Regions from separate parts of the Homo sapiens genome. Here region 1 is linked to region 2. The links are chromatin loops, found by intact Hi-C in ENCODE. Cell type or tissue: heart left ventricle. All regions are shown on one strand. Each heading gives the region's core, and the rest is flanking DNA. Links, peaks and the distances in the headings are about the cores only.

Region 1 (2,924 bases), core at 132-2,631, 60 kb after region 2:
AAGAAAGAAAATTTCAGGCCAATATCGCTGATGAACATTGATGCAAAAATCCTCTATAAAATACTGGCAAACTGAATCCAGCAGCACATCAAAAAGCTTATCCACCACGATCAAGTCAGCTGCATCCCTGAGATGCAAGGCTGGTTCAACATACACTGATCAATAAATGTAATCCATCACATAAACACAACCAATGACAAAAACCTCATGATTATCTCAATAGATGCAGAAAAGGCCATCGATAAAATTCAACACCCCTTCATGCTAAAAACCCTTGATAAACTAGGTATTGATGGAAAGTATATCAAAATAATAAGAGCTATTTATGACAAACCCACAGCCATTATCATACTGAATGGGCAAAAGCTGGAAGCATTCCCTTTGAAAACTGGCACAAGACAAGAATACCCTCTCTCACCACTCCTATTCAACACAGTATTGGAAGTTCTGGTCAGAGCAGTCAGGCAAGAGAAAGAAATCGTATTCACATAGAAAGAGAGGAAGTCAAATTGTCTCTGTTTGCAGATGACATGATTGTATATTTAGAAAACCCCATCGTCTCAGCCCAAAATCTCCTTAAGCTGATAAGCAACGTCAGTCAAATCTCAGAATATAAAATCAGTGTGTAAAAATCACAAGCATTCCTCTACACCAATAACAGACAAACAGAGAGCCAAATCGTGAGTGAGCTCCCATTCACAGTTGCTACAAAGAGAATAAAATACCTAGGAATACAAGTTAGAAAGGGATGTGAAGGACCTCTTCAAGGAGAACTACAAACCACTGCTCAAGGCAATAAGAGAGGACACAAACAAATGGAAAAACATTTTATGCTCATGGATAGGAAGAATCAATATCGTGAAAGTGGCCATACTGACCAAAGTGATTTATAGATTCAATGCTATTCCCATCAAGCTACCATTGACTTTCTTCACAGAATTAGAAAAAACTACTTTAAAGTTCATATGGAACCAAAAAAGAGCCCATATAGCCAAGACAATCCTAAGCAAAAAGAACAAAGCAGGAGGTGGGAGGCATCATGCTACCTGACTTCAAACTATACTACAAGGCTACAGTAACCAAAGCAGCATGGTACTGGTATCAAAACAGAGATATAGACCAATGGAACAGAACACAGGCCTCAGAAATAACACCACACATCTTCAGCCACCTGATCTTTGACAAACCAGACAAAAACAAGCAATGGGGAAAGGATTCCCTATTTAATGAAAACTGGCTAGCCATATGCAGAAAACTGAAACATTTTGCTTTTTTAAATGATGCTTTTCTCTAGAATAACTTTTTGGATTTTGCTAGTAATGCAGGCAGAATTTTGTTTGAATGTCTAACTTTTAGCTGTATGGTGTACACCTTTCTTGGCCTTCTAACTTCTGATAGGTATTGGTAGAGGTCTCTAGGCTTTCTGTAGGTATACTGCAGACACAGACACACATACACTCTTTTAATTTTTTCCCAAATGCTTTTTTGGTTCCTTTTTTTCTAAAATTGAGTAATCTAGCAATTTTATTTTGCTTTACTTTCTCTCTGAAATGTTGAACTTAATCCTTTTGTGATCATCATTTAAAACATACCTCATTACTTCCTGAACAAACTCCTAATCTAGTTGATATACCAATTCCTTATTGTTGTACTACAAGCCAACCCCAAAATCAGTGGCTTAAAAAAAAACAAGCCTTTATTACTGTTCATGAGACTAAGTGTCAACTGAGGAGTTATTCTGTTCTTGTTGAGCTTACCCACATCTCTGTGGTCAGTCGTAGATTGGTGTAGGCAGCTGTAAGTCAGCTGGCTATCAGCTGGTCAAAAACAGTTTCTGGAACTACTGAATTTCCTTACATGGTCTCTTAATCTTCCAGCAGGCTAGTCCTAACTTAGCAAAATGGTGGTGACAGAATTCCAGCAGAGTATGGAAGCAGAATATGCTTCTTGAAATTTAGACTCAGAGCTGACACATCATTACTTCAGCCACATTCTATTGGTCAAAGCAAATCATAAGGCCAGCTCAGTTGCCATGGATAGAGAAAGAAACTCCAGTTCTTAAAGGAGGGGTGCAAAGTCATGTTTTGGTTTTGGTTTCGGTTTTGAGACAGAGTCTCACTCTGTCATCCAGGCTGCAGTGGAGTGGTGCAATCTCAGCTCACTGTAACCTCCGCCTCCTGAGTTCAAGCAATTCTTCTGCCTCAGCCTCCTGAGTAGCTGGGAATACAAGCGCATGCCACCATGCCCAGCTAGCAAAGTCATGTTATAAGTGACGTAGGTACAGGGAGAGGACTAACTGGGGCAATCGTTACACTCAATCTGCCTGCTGCAGTTGACTTCCGTTAACTTTATATTCAGAAAATGACAGTAAATTTAAAATATTTACCGAGCACCTACTATGAGAAAAAACACCGTATTAGTCATTGATAGGACTCTATTATCAAGTTTAAATCTCATGGGAGACTGAGGCAGGAGGATCACGAGGTTAGGAGGCCGAGACCAGCCTGAACAACATGGTGAAACCCTCTCTCTACTAAAAATACAAAAATTATCTGGGCGTGGTGGTGCGTGCCTGTAATCCCAGCTACTCAGGAGGCTGAGGCAGGGGAATCGCTTGAACCTGGGAGGTAGAGGTTGCAGTGAGTCAAGATCGTGCCACTGCACTCCAGCCTGGGCAACAGAGCAAGACCCTGTCTCAAAAAAACAGTACCTTCCCTTATTCCATCCCCTTCTATCTCCCCTAACCTCTGGTGACTGCTTTTCTACTCTCTGTTGCTATGAGACTTACTTTTTTCGATTCCACATATTAGTGAGAACATGTGGTATTTGTCTTTTTGTGCCTGGCTTATTTCACTGAGTGTGATGACCTCTAGTTCCATCCATGTTGTCTTGAATTACAAGATTTTCTTCTTTTTTATGGCTGA
Region 2 (2,924 bases), core at 279-2,778:
GTGGCGGCAGCTTAGGCCAGTGGGTAGGGAATGTGTGCACCCCTTCAGCCTCTGCTTTGGTGGTGTTTGCACCTCAGTCCTGGTGGTGATCGCCTGTTTCTTGCTTACATTTCAGCTCCATGGGCAACAGCCCACACTTCTCTTGCTCCTCTGCCTTGGTGCTGCGGGGCCTAAGACAGCATGCAATCTGTTGGAGGTGGAGCTCTAAAATGGCACTTTGCTGTAGCTGCTTAGGTGTCAGGGTGTGTGTGGGACCCAGCATGAACTCTCTCTCTGGAACAATGGTGTCACACAATCCCCCAGTGGCTCCCTATGTTAGTTTCAGGGCCAGTGAGGGTTGGGGGGCTTTCCCGTGGCTAGGATTGTGGGAGTCCATGGTGGGAATGTGGACGGCTACTGGTCTCTCACTCACCCTTTCCTCACATTAAGGAGTCTTTCCTGGCTCCAAGCCAATCACAGCTGAGCAGGCTGTCTCACTTCCCTCTTCTTCCTTGCTTTAGGTATTTCCTGTTACTTTTCTGTTGAATTCCAGTATTCTTTCTTGGATGATCTATTCGAAGTGTGATTATCTACTCACTATTTTGGTTCTTAGTGAAGAAGGCTAGTGCAAAATGCCTCTAGTAAGCCATTTTGAAGCCCTTTCCCTATTAATTAAAAATAATATAAGACCAAAACTCCTGATTTTGACTCTTGTGAAAAAAGAGGTGGACAAAATATTCTAAGTATTGATCTGTCTCTCTATACACTGCTGCAACCATCATATTGGCCACACAGGAAGAATTCTCCCTTTAAAACTGGACAAATGACCATGTTTCTGATTTTCCATTGCTTACTTAGCACAAGCCTGTAAAAGTCAATGTAATTTTATTAAATCTTGAAGATAGGAAAAGGAAGTTAACAGCCGACTCTAGGCAATTTGGGGTACAGAATAGAGCTTATTTGTTGGAGCAAACTGTCCACTATACAGGCTGTTTTCTTGGTTGTTAGCATTCTTCATGTGACAGACATCCTTTCAGAAGCCCCTAAGTAAGAATTCTTTTAGATTTTTTTTTTTCTTTTGAGATGGAGTCTCGATCTGTCCCCCATGATGGAGTGCAAAGGCGCAATCTCAGCTCAGTCTGGAGTTCAGTTGCATAATCTTGGCTCACTGCAACCTCCACTTCCAGAGTTCTCCTGCCTCAGCCTCCTAAGTAGCTGCTACTACAGCTGCCTGCCACCACACCCAGCTAATTTTTGTATTTTTAGTAGAGATGGGGTTTCGCCATGTTGACCAGGCTGGTCTTGAACTCCTGCCTCAAGTGATCCACCCACCTCAGCCTCCCAAAGTGCTGGGATTACATGCATGAGTCACCATGCCCAGCCAGACTTTCACAGACTCTTTAAAAAGCAAAGGAAGGTGGCTAAGCTTTTTCTTCCATTTCCATAGGTTTACCCCTTATGTCTAGTTCTGTTAGAGAGCCCAACCCCTCCTTTCACTATTGAGACTGAAAATGATCTCACTCTTTAGAAAACTGAAATTATCTTATCAAAGCAACGTTCTTTAAGATAACCATATCTTAATAAAGTAGCTCAAACATTCCTAAAGCAGGAATTGTCTCTTTCCACTAATTGTGAACAAACACTGCTTGGGAAATAAAAAGATTTGTGAGACTCAAACTTTATAATTTAGTTAGATTTAAGAGGTGCATAAGCCAAATAAACCAATTATTCAAAGTAAGTAGTATATTATTTCATGAGTCTTCAGAAAAAGTAGAGATTATTGTGGAAGAAGTTTGGGCTTAAATTATACCTAAGGACATGAAAGTGAAGAAAAGTCATTCCAAGCAGGGGCATAATGTACATAAAAGAAAAGACAGTGTAACATGAAAGATTTAAAGGATAGTTCATAGAGAGTTTGGTTAGAGAAGCAAGTAGTTATAAAATTGCAATAGCAGAAGAAAGTGATATAACTGAATTTGAATTTCCTTAACTTCCTTTTTAAGGAAGTGGGGTCCAAACACAAATTTTGGTCCAAGTGAATTAATGTGTAAAGCATGATTTTAAAATAATTAACCTAGAGGTGGATGTTGGGGTGTACTGACAAAGACAGGTTGAAGCAGTGAAACCAGTTACAAGGCTGTCTGTTGTCGTGAACAGACAGTTCTGAAATGATAAAAATTTGACCTAGGGTGCTGATGATAAAAATTAAAAAAACAAAAACAAAAATGAAATCAAAGGAATTAGAAGAAAATCTGACTCATATTTTTTGGACTTTATTTGATTTTTAAAAGTTAGGTAATTATTAATATAGAAATTAACTTAGTAACTGATCTCCAGTGGGGGTCTTTGTAGTTCATAATATTTTTATAAATTATATGAATTTGGCTAAGTGCATGTATACATGTCATCCAAATATAAACTGTATCACATTTTTAGATGCCCCAAGTGATAGTGAAATGACTATGCTCAAAGTGAATACAATAGTCCATAGGTGCATCACACCCTTCCCCAACACCCTTCTTGCTTGAATTCATCCCTCTAAAGTGAAGTAATTGAAGTTCCAAAAAAAATATTTAAATTGTAAATTTCCTGTAGATTATCAAAAACGCAGAAACTCAAGCTGTCTCACAAGTACTGGTGGGTCAGTTATATTTCAACCAAATGTTGTCTTGTGGCATGTCTCATTATTGACTACAGTTGGATTTGCCTCTAGAAGTCAGATACAGAAAATGCTTTGAACTGTACTATTCATGGCCTAGATTTCAGTGAGAGGATATGAATATTCGTACCTGGCATGAAATTCCCTTCATGTTCTTTTCCTCTTCTCACCACTTTTTAAAGTCATTAGAATGTCAGGTAAGTCTGTTTTCTCTTGGCATTTCAAAGGGCAACAGTCAATTTTCTTTCAGGTGGGACTTTTTTCTTTTTTTCTACTTGGTTTTGTG

Evidence for each region. Hi-C counts contacts between places; a loop is a spot of excess contacts. Peaks named below come from ENCODE experiments on the same cell type or tissue, not always from the same donor. Only the 100,000 strongest peaks of a DNase experiment are listed, where the experiment ranks them.
Region 1: it touches region 2 in a loop (5-fold over the local background); 9 of 110 quality-filtered maps call a loop at or near these places.

What each region holds. Positions count from the first base shown.
Region 1 is chr9:13,663,825-13,666,748 of GRCh38, forward strand. No RefSeq gene overlaps it. Among named protein-coding and RNA genes, the nearest start is that of LINC01235, 230 kb to the left of the region's middle. In heart left ventricle, for the core only: no CTCF peak of the experiment used is centred there; no DNase peak of the experiment used is centred there.
Region 2 is chr9:13,603,680-13,606,603 of GRCh38, forward strand. No RefSeq gene overlaps it. Among named protein-coding and RNA genes, the nearest start is that of LINC01235, 170 kb to the left of the region's middle. In heart left ventricle, for the core only: no CTCF peak of the experiment used is centred there; no DNase peak of the experiment used is centred there; H3K27ac peaks cover 737 bases.